2 separate regions of the Homo sapiens genome follow, and region 1 is linked to region 2. A link is a loop called in an ENCODE intact Hi-C map of the cell type or tissue named here. Cell type or tissue: PC-9. All regions are shown on one strand. Each heading gives the region's core, and the rest is flanking DNA. Links, peaks and the distances in the headings are about the cores only. Region 1 has its middle 290 kb from the start of LINC00348. Region 2 has its middle 160 kb from the start of MZT1.

What was found. Peaks named below come from ENCODE experiments on the same cell type or tissue, not always from the same donor. Only the 100,000 strongest peaks of a DNase experiment are listed, where the experiment ranks them.
Region 1: it touches region 2 in a loop (3-fold over the local background); 4 of 110 quality-filtered maps call a loop at or near these places.

What each region holds. Positions count from the first base shown.
Region 1 is chr13:71,301,071-71,309,421 of GRCh38, reverse strand. No RefSeq gene overlaps it. Among named protein-coding and RNA genes, the nearest start is that of LINC00348, 290 kb to the right of the region's middle. In PC-9, for the core only: no CTCF peak of the experiment used is centred there; no DNase peak of the experiment used is centred there.
Region 2 is chr13:72,561,926-72,570,276 of GRCh38, reverse strand. No RefSeq gene overlaps it. Among named protein-coding and RNA genes, the nearest start is that of MZT1, 160 kb to the left of the region's middle. In PC-9, for the core only: a CTCF peak has its summit at 4,185; no DNase peak of the experiment used is centred there.

The sequences.
Region 1 (8,351 bases), core at 97-8,096, 1.3 Mb after region 2:
GGTGGTGGAGTGAGACTCTGTCTCAAAAGAAAAAACAAAACAAAACAAAAACAAAAAAGGAAGCTATGCTAAAAGTATCTATTCATTTTTTAAAATGTTTACTGTATTTTGTGTGAGTACTAGGCTGTTTTACCATTACATGGCAAATCACTGTGCTTTATGCTACTTTGCAAGTGACTGAATGAAGGTATTATTTTACTTGAAGCAAAACTGACTATATCAAAGTTCTCAACATGTATAAACATCATTTGACCCCAATAGAGATTAGAAAATATAATATTATGGATGCTAGAAAATTTTACAGTAGACATAAGCAAATAAAAAATAAAAGCCATTTCTCTGAGACAACACCACCAACAGTATGAACAAGTGAAAGGGCCAGGGAGCAGGTATTTGTACTAATGTGGACATCTCAGTTATACTGCCAATCAAACCCGTCTATACTACTTAAGAAAATACTTAAATACAGAAACAAATGAAAATAGCTTCAATAGGACAATTTCAGCTATAATTTTATGTATAATAACTCTGAACTTCATAAGATATCTATGAAAGGAAGGATTCCCTAAATTCAATTCAGAATTGAACAGTGAAACTTAAAATATTAAATCTGGTTGCAAATTGGTATTGGTGATAATAGAAGTGAGCCTTTCTTTGGCCTAAAATATATGCTAAAAGATATCTATGTTTTAAATTTGTAGGGATGTAGTTTGGAAAATTATGTTTATTATCATGACCCCAAGGCCTACAAGATGCTTAAAAATATGTATCATTATACTATGCTTATTTGGGAATGAAATTGGCCCAATACACTTTACAGTGATTTTTTAATGCAATAAAAATTAAAACACAAATAATGCTTGGGTTAACTAGAAAATTATGTGTATTAGAAAACCTATTTTAGTGATGATTTAAGATGAGCTTTATTTTGTTAGAGGCATTTATGTCCCAAAATATTTTTTCTAATGATTGGTTTGTACTACTTAGGAAAACTGCATATCTGAGAGATGATTATAATTAGTGAAATGTTGAGTTAGTAGATGATTAATTTGTTTAATTAGACTTGTATCCTTTTTCTCAAGTTTTGGAAAATATATTGATTACCTTTTACATGTTCAGGATAGTTCATGAATTGAAATTTCAAACTATGTGAGTTCTAACTGGTCATACCATTAATTTGGCTTTGTTGGCATTAATTTGTCATTTTTCTTCCAAAGATGAATCATTAGCCCCATCTAGTAGAACAGCAAAATTTCCCTCTTTCATAAGCTGAGCGAATGTACTATATTTTAAACTAATTCTCTGGGTGATACCCCTGACAAACAACTGCCTTTTTGCTTATCAAGTCTTTGACTGTTTTCTAGTAAAAAGGAACAGTTGGGATTTTACATAGTTCCTCTTTCGTCTCCCAGCTTTCCTCTTGGAGCAAATAGAACATTTAGGCTCTAGGCCTTTTAATCATTCAGAAGAAATCAAACATGTAATCTCCCATCTAGATTATTTTTAAAACTCCGGAAAAGCTGATTACTTCACTAGGGTTTAGTAAAATACATATAATGTAGTTTGGTTTGTTTAACGAGATTTTTGTAAGGATAGATTCTTAACTCCTTCATTTATTTCAAAGATGTTCAGTACAGTCTCAAGAAAATATACCAGAAAGAACAATTTCATTCACATTAGTAAATCTTCTTTCCCCTCCCAAGACGATTGGTCTTTTTAAACTCAAGGCAGGATTAAGGCCTTTGGTGGCAAAGTAGTTAAAAAACATAAATTATTTATTATGTTTACCAGCTTGATTTCTATAATTTAAGGTGATATCTTTTATTTAGAAAATGCCAAACACAAATATATGTTAGAATTACTTTCTAAAATGTAAAGCACATTATTAATACGGTAATGGTTAAAACAATTTGCTTCTTTCATTTTCTCTAACTCACTTGTGACAATACTGGCTGTTCTGGGATTCACAGGGTTGGATACCCTCGTTATAAAAAGGGTGCTAAAATTTTGACTTTGACCATGAAATTTGTTCCACTCTTCTAAAGAAACATCACCAACCTGTAAACAGATTTTAACAACATGTCTTTCAAAGTCAAACAATGCAATTCTTATACAGAGAAGGACGCATTGACTGGTAATGAGGTGTGAGAAGTTTCAAATAGCTTGGTGTGGGACCAAGGTTAATATAATTATGGACCACAAACTCCAAGAAATCATTCACTCTCTTACTACCAGCCTGCAATAGAAGTGGTTTTTTCAGTCTTCAGTGCACTGATTTAAAATGATCTATTGATCTGGACCAAAGAAAGATGAATATACTAAGGAACTGAGGCTGCCTCCAAGTGATAATAAGCAGAACTGAAGGAATGTAGCTGTGGGATAGGGACTCTTCTTTCTACAAAAGCCTATGGCAAAAGCTGGGACTTTAAAGAACAATGACAAAGATTCGAAGAGGAATGTCATTCTTGTTGTCCCAGAGAAAATGCATTAAAAGGATGTCAGGAGCTACAGAGAAGACTCATACAAGTGAATAAAAGATGGGTTATTTGCACTTGAGAATAGTAACAGGAGTCAAAGAGAATTCCACAACTTTGGTAACTGGGGATGCTTTACTTGTTTCTATAGATTAAAAATAAAAAGCAAAACAAACAAACAAAAACCCTAAGGTACATGTGATGTTTTGATACAGGCATACAATATGTAATAATCAAACCCCCATAAATATATACATCTATTATGCACCCATGATAATTAAAAATTTTTAAAAACCCATGGGAAATGAAAAATACTGCAATTAAAAAGCCCATCAAATCTTTTAATCAAGAACATTTTCCTGTGTGCACTGATAAAGAAATGATAGTATTGCCTATGTGTTACTGCAGTCTATGTGTACCTGCTTATTTTTGATTGCTCGTGGACACCAATATAAGCACATATGTTTTGTAGACAATCTCTCTTTAATAATTATATAATGGAAAATAATGCATATTTAATTGTTTTGGATTGCAAACAAACTAGCTTTTAAAAGTAGGTATCTAAATTACAGAAGCCCTTTGTGTTTGTGACAGAAAATGTAGATATTACAATTTTCTATGATTCTGTTCTCATTATACATTGTTACTTCAGTTACTTAGGTACTTGGGTTTAAAGAAGTTTGTCCATGTCAGATTCTTCAGTGAGAATTTCCTTAAGTGTTAGGAGAGAAATTACTTCAGCATGTTATCCTTTCCCCAGTATAAAAATAAGAAACATGTAATAGTATTTGTTCTACTTAAGCATCAGCGTAAACACTGTGTAAACATGTAGGTCAGGATTGATCACCTTTACCAGTTTTCCATGATCATATTTAGACACTTTAGTAATTGAAAAGTAAAAGGAATATAAGTGAAATATTTTCATTTTCTCTCTCTCATGCTTCATCCAGGCGGCCTTACCATTCCACAAAGCCTTTCTTCACACTGTGGTTCTAGTTTTCCACACTTCTCCTCTTAGCACCTTCTGGGATATTTCACGGGAACAGAACTCAGGCATAAGTGACTTGTGGACGTGTTCCTGAGAAAACACCAAGCAAATGTGCTTTCGGCTTGGCACCCACAGCTGTAAATGGAAATGAGGAAAGGAATAATTGCAATTGTGAAGGAGTACGTGTAATGTGGTACAAAGTACATGGCTCTCGACTCAGGAAAACCTGAATGTAAAAATCCTGCCTTTGCCAAATATTTAGCTATGGCTTTGACCTCTCCAGGGCTCTCTATGCAAAACGGGGATAATAAGATCTACCTAATGGTATTATCATGGTATTTCATTGTCTACATATAAAGTTTTTATTTTAGCAAATACATATAAAATTAAAAGGAATGCTGCAAAAAACAGCAATCTAACAGCCAGACCTTCCCATCTCTAGTTCCCTGACTAAATCACTTTTAGCATTTTCACTTGTTTCTTCAGTATTATGCTATATATTTTTCCAGTAATGACTTTATAATGCTATTTTATAATGATTTTAACTAACAATTATATAATTTCAGACACGGAAGAAATAATTTTCCCTCTCCCAGCTGTACTGTATGGTTATGCATTTTAGGTAAATCAACATTCAGTGCTTTTGTTGAATGATTTCATAGTATTGTCTGCCAGTGAACCATGGCATATAAAATAAGTACATTAATGTCTATACACCAAACTTGTGTTACCTGGAGTCAATAAGTCCTGCACTGCATAATTTGATAATATTTTAAGACCTGTTAATAATTCATCTCTGCACGGTATTAAAGAACTGTAAATATTCCATTTATAAGGTCAAACACATAAGGTATTTATCACTTCCTTGTGTGTCTATCTGTCCATACGTGATGTTTTTCTTGTACCCGCTGCTCCCCAAGCATGCTGGCAGGTTCTTATCAGGGAGTTTCTTTCAATAGAAAATCTCTTTGGCTCTCTTGATTAGATCCTTTGCTTCTCCTTGCTTTGTTTGTCTTTTTAGAGAAACACATCTTCAGGAAGCTTCTTGAAAAAAACCTGTGCTGGAAATTTTAGATCCTGCATATTTGAAAATATGTTTTGAATTCCTGAATGTTTGAAAATGTTTTTTAAGATCATATTTGAAAGACAGTTTTTTCTATTATTAGTGGTAATTCTCTCTAGGTATTTCAAAGGCATTCTTCATTGTCTTCTAGCTGCCAGTGTTGCCATTATGAGTTTAAGGCTAATTTGATTACTGACAGTTTGTGATATTTTTGTTGTTATTACTCCCACTTTATTCCTCAATCACAGAAGATATTTGATTCTTCTCTTTGTTACCATTACTCTAATATTTCTCAGTGCTCTGCCTCAATATGACTTTTTTTCCATTAATTTTCCTGGAAAATCAGATGTCCTTTTAATTTAGAAAGCTGGTTCTTTAGAAAAAACATTTCATTAACTCTTGACTACATTCCTCTATCTAATTTCTCAGTTTTCTCTGTTATTCCTTTTGGTCAGATAATGGAAATTATGTATTTATCTTTTAGTTTTTCTTTTTTCTTTGGTTTTCTATTATTTTATCATTTAAAAATTCTTTTGGGGAAACTCCTACAAATTTTTTAAAAATTTCTATTGATTTTTCCAATGTACTGTTATGATTATATTCTCTAATTACCAGGGGTCCCTTTTATTTTTTCTTTTTGTAGTATCCACTTCTTCTTCACACTTAACAACATCTCTGATCTTTCTCAAGATTTTTCAATTGGTACGGATGTTTTATTGGTCCTGCATTAAACTTATTTTTTAGTTCTGTTTTTGTTTGTTTTACTCCTCGTCTTTCATGTTAGAGATTTTCTTCAACTATCTATTGAGTCTTTACTGACAATTCATAATCAAGAGTACAGAACTAAACAGATGTTTGCCAAGTTATGCATGCGTGGGGCTTGTGGAATGGTGGGGTTCACCAGAGGAAAAAGAAGTGGGGACATTTCACTGGGGAATCCCTCATGACATATTTGTCAGTCTTTTCTCTTGGACTTGGCAGCTTCCCTGAGTGTAATCCTTAGTCTCCCTCCCACATGATGTAAGCTTCCAGCTTCCAGATTTCTGGGGATTGATTTGGCAAAGGAGGCAGGGATCTCACTGTTTGGTGTAAATAATTTCCCTTAGTGCCTTTGTTTTCAACATTATACCTCACTCTTGTCTTTATTTATTTATTTATTTTTGAGATGGAGTGTCGCTCTTGTTGCCCAGGCTGGAGTGCAATGGTGTGATCTCCGTGCAGCCTCTGCCTCCTGGGTTCAAGTGATTCTCCTGCCTCAGCCTCCTGAGTAGCTGGGATTATAGGCATTCGCCTCCACACCAGGCTAATTTTTGTGTGTGTGTGTTTGTAGTAGAGATGGGGTTTCACCATGTTGGCCAGGCTGGACTTGAACTCCTGGCCTCAGAAAAAAGTGCTGGGATTACAGGTGTGAGCCACCATGCCTGGCCTCTCATCCTCAAATGTGCCTAATTTTCTTATTTCCCGAATTGGGCTGATTTAATTATCCCAAGATTAATTTTGCTAGGTGGTCACCTTGCTATGTTGGGTAAAGGAGGACACCTGGTGGAGGTTTGCTCCCAGATTTGTGATCCACACTTTTGTGTTTGCCTCAATCCTTAATCTCTACCATCACAAGTATATACTGTCTCCATCACTTGGGCCTTTCAGGATTCTGCAATGTGAAACACGTTGCATCTCGTTGCTTAACTAGTAGTGTTCTTATCTCTGAAAAGATTCACTTTCAAACAACAAGAACTACTTTACTTAGTTCAAGCATAAATGCATTTATTGTCAGGATTTTAGAAGAATAGACTCCTACATATAGCTCCAACTACCTGCAATCTCACTGAGTCTGCTGTGATTGAGAAGTTCTTTCCTCTGATTTAGGAAACCACCAAATTAGGAAGCCTCTGCAACAATCTGCAACAGAAAAATAATAATTTTCCTCAAATTACCTTTTCCTTTGAATTCCCTTGAATTTACAGTTTTGAGTAAATGTATCTGATTGTGGAAATTCAATCACATCTAGAACCCAATGGGATGAAAGTCTGAGAATGTACATTTCAGCCTAAGTAGTATCTTCTGAGGAGGGAGAAGTGAGTGTTGAGAGAGATGATCTATTATCTATCCACCCATCTACCTAGCTATCTACATTTGCAGCAACTTGCTTGGTTCACACAACAATATAAATTGGATATTTTAGCTCCACTTTCTTCTTGTTAAATATATACAATTACATATGATTGAATGAGTTTCTTCAACCATGCTCGTTTTTACCCAGGCATAGAAATAGAGAAATCAGATGCTTGAATTGATTCATGGTTTGAGTTTTACATACTGAGTACAAGGGCATGGATAAGACAATGGAGAAGGATAATTGATAGACTACAATAATTGAGGAGAAAGAATTTTTGGAAAATACTCATATCACCCTTAAAGAACTTAAGGTATTGATCAATTTATTAGAATAAATTGTTACCTGAAAAGTTTGAAACCTATTTTAGCTACTGTAAGCAGGAAGTACTATGTCAAAGTTTAGAAGAAACTCTTTCAAGGATAGAAAATCAAACTTGAATGCTACCCCTACCAGAAAGACCCAAAATATGTTGATGAATGGGCTCAGCAGAATGCCTGTGGCCTGGGTTCGGTCACAGACCCTGCAGAAAGAATTGCTGATGCTAGGCACTATGCATTACTCTATAAGATCCTGTCCTTTGCTGTGGAAACCTGGATTCCTCTGCTAGCATTCTCAGAAAAATGGGTTCCAGGGAGACCTGTTTTTTCAATGTGCATCTGAATTGATGTTTCTTGTAGGTGAATCTAATGAACAGATTTTAGGTATTATGCTTGTGTCTTAGTTGCAAGAGAGTTTTTACTTTTGTAATTTAGCAAAATATGGCACAATAAGGTGGGAAAATCCAAATGTCCATTATGATGGAACTGAATAAGACATATAAAACTGAAAGCGCTAATGAAATAGGATGTTGAAATCAATTTTTATGTTATTAGAATTTAATATTTAATTGATGTTGTCATTGCAGTTAAGGGCAAGTATTTATAATATAGTAGGCACTAAGTAAATGCTTGCAGAATAGTTGAAGAATGTTAAAACATATGAAATATGGCAAATATGTATAATAAAAATAACCTGGAAGTGTGGATGGAAAAAGAATGATTATTCGTGCATTTAAACTAAAATTTGGAAGTTTTGTATAGGTCTTCAACATACATCATAGCAATTATAGTGGCAATGGATAATGAATGACAAATTAGTTTTATTGATAGCCATTTATTAGAATTTTCATAATTCTAGCAAAATGGTAAAGTAGTATTTAAAAAAACTTTGAATCAACATATTTTTCATATGTTTGGTTTTCTCTGCATTTTAGAGTACTTAAAATTGTATCAAACGTACATTACATAGCATAATCTAGGAAGAAAACGCAACTCTGAGTATACTTTCTAGAAATTAATATATCAGAAATTATGAAATTTGTTTTTAAAGTTATAATAAGTAACTTTAGTCTAATACGTACTTTAAATTACTAACGCATGTTGGTAGCAAAAATAAAATGTCCTTGGAGCAGCAATTTCCATGCACAACCAGAATGTTTCCCACTGATTTACTTATTCATAGAAAAGACAGTGTTAGATCAATTTTATCATGCCAGTGTCTCTTTCTAAATAAATGGAACCAATATTTTCTTCAAGGATATACTTTAAACATTAGTTAATATTACTTACACTTCAGAACTGCTGGTTTTAGAGCATATTTTATATTATCTCAATGGAAACTGCTTACATTAATGGAGATTGGCATATGTGTTGCTTCTATTCTCTTGTATTG
Region 2 (8,351 bases), core at 258-8,257:
CTACAGGAAATGCTGTGTCTGGGCTTGTTCCGCATGGTACAAGGGACCGCTCAACACATGGTTTTCAGAAACCAATGACTTGTCTTTGAGGAAGTTTCTTCTATCTTGCAGGCAAGCTGATGGAGTTACTATTTTAAGAAGCAGGGTGAGGTTGGACAGAGATTGCTCGTATTTATTTATTTTTCTAGACCTCTGTAGTCTGTTTACTGTGTGTATACTGGTATTTTTTTAACCCAATCTTCTCTCAAGGTTGGAAATGTCTTTGTCATTTAAAATAAGCTGCCAAAATAAAAGAGTCATCTTAGGATATTTTTGATATTTTTCTCCCGCGGTTAATACTTTCAAAAATATTTTTCCGTATACTTTTCCACCTGTTATTCTGCTGAGCTGAAGACAGATTCCTTAGCCTATTTAGAAATACCCTCCTGGGACTTTCTTCTGTCCCTTCTCCCCCAAAATAAATAAACACAGAAAGCTATGTGAACAAAAATCTTGTTGGGAAGCAGTGCAGTGAAAAAGAGCTTTGGAGTCTGAGAATCCTGGGCCCAGCTCCTCACTTGAGTTTAGTGTATTTGGCCAACTTGCTGAATTTGGCTGAGTCTCAGTTTACCCATCCATCAAACAGGATAATAATACACTTTGTGAGAATTAATAGCATATAATGTATGGAAAGCTCTCAGTAGACAGTAGTGAATTGTCACTAATAATAGTGATAATATGAGTGTATTTTAGTTAAAGTCTTATTAGATGGTGCCCTTTTGGATTTATGTTCTTGGAGTGTTAAAGGAAAACACAACATGGCATCAGCATCACCGAGCAAAAATGGAAACCAGAGTGTTTTCTGCTACCTGTATGTATTAGTTCGTTTTAATGCTGCTGATAAAGACATACCCAAAACTGGGTAATTTATATATATATATAAAAAAAGAGGTTTAATGGACTCACAATTTCATGTGGCTGGGGTGGTCTCACAATCATGGCGGAAGGCGAAAGGCGTGTCTTACATAGCCGCAGGCAAGAGAGAATGAGAGCTAAGCGAAAGGGGAAACCCCTTATAAAACAACCAGATTTCATGAGACTTATTCACTACCACAAGAACAGTGTGGGGGAAACTGCCCCCATGATTCAATTATCTCCCACTAGGTGCCTCCCATGACACGTGGGAATTATGGGAACTACAATTCAAGATGAGACTTGGGAGGAGACACAGCCCAACCACATCACTCTGGTTAGTATTGGATGCTGCTGTCCTGATTTACTTTAGGGTAACCTGGAGTGACTTGACATCTCAAAGATTCAGAGGCTGCCTGAGGATTTTGTACAGTGATTTGAATTGGCCTAAGGAACCTTGAGCTGCTTCTCAAATAAATCGCCCTAGGACTCAGAGTCACGTGATATGTCGAATAATGTTCTTTGGAGACAGCCATGCCTGGATTCCAATCCTTGTTCTGCCGCTTAAACACTGTGGTCTCTTGGGCAGTTTCCTTATCACCCTGGGTCTTACCTTTCCTTCTTTGCGGAACGATGCTGATTATATTTTCTTTTCAGGTTGTCAATTGCATGGAATTATGTATGTGTAGCACCCAGAAGAGCTTGCTGGGATTGCAAACATAAACAGCCTCAGAAAAGAGTTAAAGCCCTTGGGTTTGAGTTTTAATCTTAATTTTGCCACTGCCTCACTAGGTGAACAGGGCAGATTACTTAACCTTTACCTCCAAATGGATGTGTTGGAATTAAATATTTTAAAAGGAATTACTATTTAAAAAAAACATATGATGGATGTAAAGTAGTTAAGTATAATCTTAGAATATTTTCCCACAAATTTTCTTTTGGTGCTACTTTCAGAGAAAGCGTAAGGAGTTGGAAACACGATATATTTTACATTTGGTTACTTCTTTTGCCCTTCTGATGTGAGAGGTATGTGGGCAACTGCTGGGTCTTCATTCTGGCTCCTTGGAAGTTAGAGTGAGGGGCTTAGTAACATTTTCTTTCTCCTAAATGTTTCCCCCCAAATCTAGGAGTAATGCAGACATGAAATAGATGCCCTGACTGCTGCGGGCTGCAGTGCTGAGAATTAAATGAGGTGAGTCTCAGAGTCTCTGAAAACATGATAACACCCACATCAGACAGCAGACAGCAATGGGTCATTTAGGGGTTTGCACCCCAGGTTGGATTAAAAGGAGATTAAAGAAAAGAAAGGTTAAGGGATGTGTTTACAAAAGGAACTGGACACTTTTCTATCATTTAGGATGTTTATTGTGTTTAACTTGCTTTTCCTTTTTGAAACGGAAAGGTGCACTTCAAGATTAATTTGCAGCATATTTAATTGTACGGGGAGTTTCTGTCTCATAAGGCTATACGAAATAATGAGCAGATAAGAAAGGACTAATGGCAGCATCTGCATGGAAGTTCATGACACATTTATCTGCATAAAAATGCTCTCCTTATTTCTAAGGAGTAGTAAAGACAAATAAAAAATGCATTCGATTAAATGACAAAGGACATGTAGTGCCCCCTGAAGGTGTGAGCTGGACCTCGCTGGCCTGAAGGCTGTGACAGGGTTAGCTAAATGGCAGACAGTAGCTGCATTTCTGCTGTCACAGTTTCAGCAATTGTCACTGTCAAAATGTAGCACATTCATTATTCAGGTACAAAACTATAATTAAGAACATTGGCCAAGAAATGGGGAGGGGAATTGGACGGTTCAGGGAGTTGGAAGTAGGATAAAGAGCAGTTCTCCTCTAGGTCACTAGTTCAAACTTCGCCCATATTGGTAATGACTGACAGTCATTAATATATGATGGCTGTTTGATGGCCTATATGAGTAGGTGCCCATATCAGAAAAGTCACCATTGTAATTGGCATTAATTGGCACTTCTGTTGGCAGCATCAGCCGAGAGGCTGAAGATTGAATGGGCTGTAGTGAGAGAATTATCCTCTCATCCTGGGAAGCGGCCTCCCAGGGCAAGGATGAAGCACTGTCACAGTGCATGGTGGGAAGGTGGCTGCTGTCCCAGCTCCTTCAGCTCTGCAAACACAGGACATCAGTTTGTAGTGTTCTCTGTTTGGCACCTTGCTTGATGAGCCCTGAATCTACTTAAAATCTAGCCTCACCAAAATGAACAATGGGCCCACAAAAAGCCAAAAGGCCCAAGTGTGAGATAACGAGGGGGACCTGCAGGGCATCGTCCCCTCGTGGTTTGCTTCCTGCCAAACCAAACTTGGTCAGAGAGCTGAGCAGCTTCCTATGTGATCTGCAGCAACGATTTATTTTAGCTTATGTGTTTTTTTTAAACAACAGCAAAAAACCATACTCTTTTTAGAGATGAAAAAGCAAAGAGTTCTCTCTCTCGCTCAATGACCTGCAGTAAAACACTGTTGGACATGCCACCATGTTGACTTTTTATAGTTGAAAATTAAAGGTCCACTGTAATCATTTTTTGCTCTCCATTGATTTAAGGACCCAGTCGAATAATAATTTAGACTCAACTTTTCATCTCTGCATAGATTCATGATTTGTAAGCTGTTTCTGGCAACTATCTCTGTAATACCAATGAAATTTCTTTTTATTCATCTCACTTTTTGGCTCAACTCCCTCATAATTAGCTTTTAGGTCAAAGTAACAAGTATTTAAGATTAAATTTCTGTGGATATCAACTCCTAAAGGACATTTCTCCAGCGGTACTTCTAGTCACCATTTCCTTAGCATTTTCTTACATATATGCTGAAGTAAAGTACTTGAGGTATGTATTTTCTGAAAAATTAAACATCAGAAAGAAGTTTACTTGTGCTTTAAATAGCTATTGTTTTCAGGTTTCAAAAAAAGCAGTTTGTGAAAAGCAAGTTAAAAAGTAAAATAGAGAACATTTAAAAAGTAGTAAAAATTTTGTTTGAACTATTATTTATTTAAATTAGAAGAAAGATTATTCCTGTCGTTTAAATTATCTGGAAAATCAGAGCAATTTCTTCCTTAAACAGAAAAAGTCATGTCTTATAATGTTCATATTTTTATTGAAATAAACTTTTTACCATTTCTTTTTTGAGGTGGTTTTTAATTTATACATTAAACCATAAATCTCATTTCTTGGATATTATTCTTGCCTTTAAAATTTTCTGTTTCAAAATCTAATTTTCTGGGTTTTAACATTGTAAAATAAATGTGGAAGTTTTACTATAGGTGGCGCTCTTGCATACAGCTTGCTTTTAGAACTGTCTACATAGAATGAGTTTGGCAGGCAAGTTTAATGGAAGCTGCTTAATAGTATACATTATATATCATAAATTCTACTTAATGATTCTGCCCAGATAAAGAGCCATGAGCCCATTCCTCAATGATTGATATGCTTGTTTCATCCAAATTACCACCATTTGGTATATTATGACTTTTATTAGCAATCCAAGAATTTTAACAAGTAGATCATGGCTCACACACATTAAAGTGTGAGAGAAATTTGGATCTTTCCATTTTCTCCCTAACTGCAGAGATGGCACCATTTATGTTTCCCATTATAAAAATAAAAATTTCAAGACATGATTAAAGAAAGGTAGACAGTGTACTACTGAAAGAGCAATTCACTCTCTTGGAAGAAAGATGATGAATGCAGGATCTCACACTGACCCAAAGTATGGAAATGTTTACAGTCAAAATGTTGACCAATAATTTGATGAAATTCAGTATGTGGAGAAAGTACTTATTATACATGTCATTATTTATTTTAGGTGAAAGGAAGACACCCTGAAAATTTTAATTGTAGGCAAAGAGATAGATTAGATTAAGAGAGGTAAGAACATAGAGATGTGTGTGTGTTCTTGAGAGAGGTGGCAAGAGGAAAATGAGAGAAAGGTGGGAGAGAAGGGAGAGAGGAAAAAGACTTATGGAAAGGAGCAAATTGATTGGGGTTGCAGAGGGATTGCAGAGTCCTTCCTCTGTCTGGTGTTAAAGCTCTTCTCTGGGACTATAGGGATGCTGGTGTTCTTCTCAGAGGGGCCTCTTATCAGGTTCAATATCAGTGACAATATTTTGTTGATTAGTTAAATCTGTACTGTGGTTTAGCCACACGCAAGTATTCCACTTACAAAGCATCTCAAAGAAAATGTTTAGGAAAATGTGTCATTCCCATTCTGTAAATCTTTTCTTACTCTTTTGGAAAATTTGGGATAAATTAATTCTCCATGATCCACACATATATCACCTTAGTACACTCAGAATGTACAAATACTTCTTTCTGTTTGACATTTCATACTCAGAGAGCACTTCTTGATTTTTTTTCTAAAGCCTTTATATAACAAGTTAAAAATAATCTTCCTTGATGATTTAGTGGCATGAACTGAGATTAGAACTTCAAAGACAGTTGCACACAAGATGTACTTATTGTTCTTGTGGTCCTTTAAATATTCTGAAATGTCATTTTCAAAATGTCATTGCCATTTATTTACTTCTTGTTTTATATTTCTTCATATAAAAATAAAAACTCTTCATTGTACCACATTTAAGGCCTTCACATTTCCACTTAAAATAATAATTTATATTTCCACAAAACCAGACTTTTTCTGTACAGAGGTGAAGCTCACAGCTTATGCATCATAATCTCACAATCTTTTAAGAAACAAAATTAGCAGTTTTAAATCTCAAACACTGAAGAAAGTGCTTATTTATTAATTAAAGAGATATATCTAATACAATAAACTATTCTAAAATAATTTTCTTTATAACATATGAGTTAGATTAAATTTTTTCCCTTCTTTCTCACTCAGTTCATAAGAACAAACTAGGAATGATATGTAGATTCTAAAAAAGTGCGCTGTTCATTATCCACGTTTCCCCTAATGTTGTCAATGATTTAATAACATATCATTAACTTTGGCAATTTGGTAAGTTGTTTGCTGATGAATAAGCTTTCCTAGCTAACCTAAAAAAAGTTTACTGATCAACAAAAGTTTCATCAAATGTGTATGTGCCAGGCACTGTTTTATGAGCTTCCTATATAAGAACTGTTTTAATCTTCTCCCAAACTTTAAGAAGTAGGTGTTATCACCCTCCTTTTACAGATGAGAAAGCTGAGACACATAGGACTTCAATAACCAAGCCAAAGCACTACAGATAGTGGGCAGCATTTCCAGGATTTATCTGCTACACCTGACTCTAGAGTGCATGCTTACCCACCATACAGGTGGCTTCCACTTTAATAAGTGGAAATGAATGAAAGTAAGGCAGAAAGGTGTGAACCAAAGAAGTTACTTATTGGCTTTGAATTTTTTGAACTATCGGGATGGAGCAGAACCAAGGAGACATCCAGTAGGAGTATGGGGTGGGGAGGGGAGGGGGATATCCTGTTCTTCCTCAATATTGTTTACATTATTTATGTTGAGTACTTAAGAATTCTCAGAATTAACAGATATACAGATAGTGCAATGAAATCAGACAATATTGTTAGGAGATTTTCTCCATGAGTCTTTTGTATTTCTGCACTCTTTGCAGACAGAAGCATTGACTGATTTTGTTTTGGATTATCTTTTCAGGCGTGTTTGTATAGGTGAACAGCTTTAGGAGTTAGAGATAGTATCACCTCCTGGAGAAAAGGGAAGACATGCTTACTGTTTATTACAATAAATGATTTAGGATTCCTGAGCTGAGATTTTCTCTCTTCTAATACAATATTATGCACGTGCAGGGTCACCTGTCCCTCTTTGCATTGCCCTATGGGGACTGTAATTTGGGAAACCAAAGCAAAAATAATGATATTCTGGCTATTTCTGTTACTGATAGTAGTAACATCCTTTGTCTCTGACCTAGGGGTATCATGTCTTCTGCCAGCACCTATGAAATGATGGCAGGCTAACTTGCTAGCGTGCAAATATGGTAAAATCTTAGACTCTTCATAGTTCTTAATAAAGACATACTATTATTAAAAAGGGTTTGAATTATTTATTGGATGATAATCTCATTTCATTGATATGTATGATTTTCAGTTAACACTTCAATATATTAATATGGACTATATGGTTTATTTTCTGCAAATATTCTATTGGAAATTTAATTATTATTACCTCAGACACTCTTCTTACTTTTTTTGAAGATGTTCTTTAACACTCTCCCATGTTAGTAGATTCATATATTGATACTTGTGTCAGAAAAGAGAAAATATGTATAGGGACATGTCAATGAGACCTGAGAGAACTACCTGGAATATTATATGGGCTACAGTTTGGAAATCATTGTTTTAAACCATTATGTCTCTGTAAGATGATCAAACTATATTTTCCTTCCATGAGCACAGAATATTTTATTCATCAGAGACTTTCCATCTAGTTTAGTAGCAAAGTGGCTTAACAGAGTTCTTGATTAGTATCAGGACACCTAACTTCTAGTCCTTACTTGGTCAAGAGTGCTGTGTCAGCAAAATGTCTCATCGTCTCTTTTTTAAAAAATGGGGATAATAAACCTTGCCACTTGCCTTCCTCAAGGCAATATTAAGAATACTAATGAGAGTCTCTTGAGAGATTTTGAAATCTGCAGAAAGAATAAGCTATATAAATACATAGCACCAAATCATATTTTAGAACTGAAAGAGCTTATAGAAAGCACTCGGGCTGATTCTCTTATTTTATAGGTGAAGAAACTGAGGTCCAGAAAGGTTAGATGGCCGGTCTAAGGGCACACAATTTGTTAGTTTGTAAGAAAGTACAAGAAGTTTAGTCACACAGTTTTCCTTTTTAAAAAAGTTGGTTAGTGGTAAAAAAAATTAATAATCCCAGATATTTCAAGGTGTCATAGTGATGTTATTCCCTTGGCGGCTTGGCATAAGGCAGGTTGCTCCCCAGAGGCAAGCCAATTTGATAATTGCAGTTCATCAAGAATTCTACTTGCATCAGTTGAACATAGCATTTGGTTTTTGGCAGTTGTACTGATTGTATTTGGGTGAAGATATTCTTAAAGATACCCTTGGAATAGTTGATGCCTCAGTTACACGTGGAAAGGCACTGATTAACTCTTTCGGATGACTGGAATAATGACTTAGGCTGAATATGAAGCACATATGTAAGAATATGTTGCTGGATCCAGACTCCCATATTTTCTTTTTGGTGGTTTACTTGGTGTGATTGGATTTCTCCAACTGCTTTGAATGTTTACTAGTGTACACTTGCCAGGGAGCGTCAGCACCTTCCCTGGGTTATGTAGTGCCAGTGACAGCTGAGAACTGTCAGACAGCCAAGATTCACTAGAACTGTTTACCCTTATCCAGGTACAAACAGTGGGGCCAGAACCTGCATCACTTATCGTGTTGATGCTCTTAATTAGGTACTAATTAAATATTGTGTCTGGAAACTTCCTTTATCTGTGGTACAGAAGA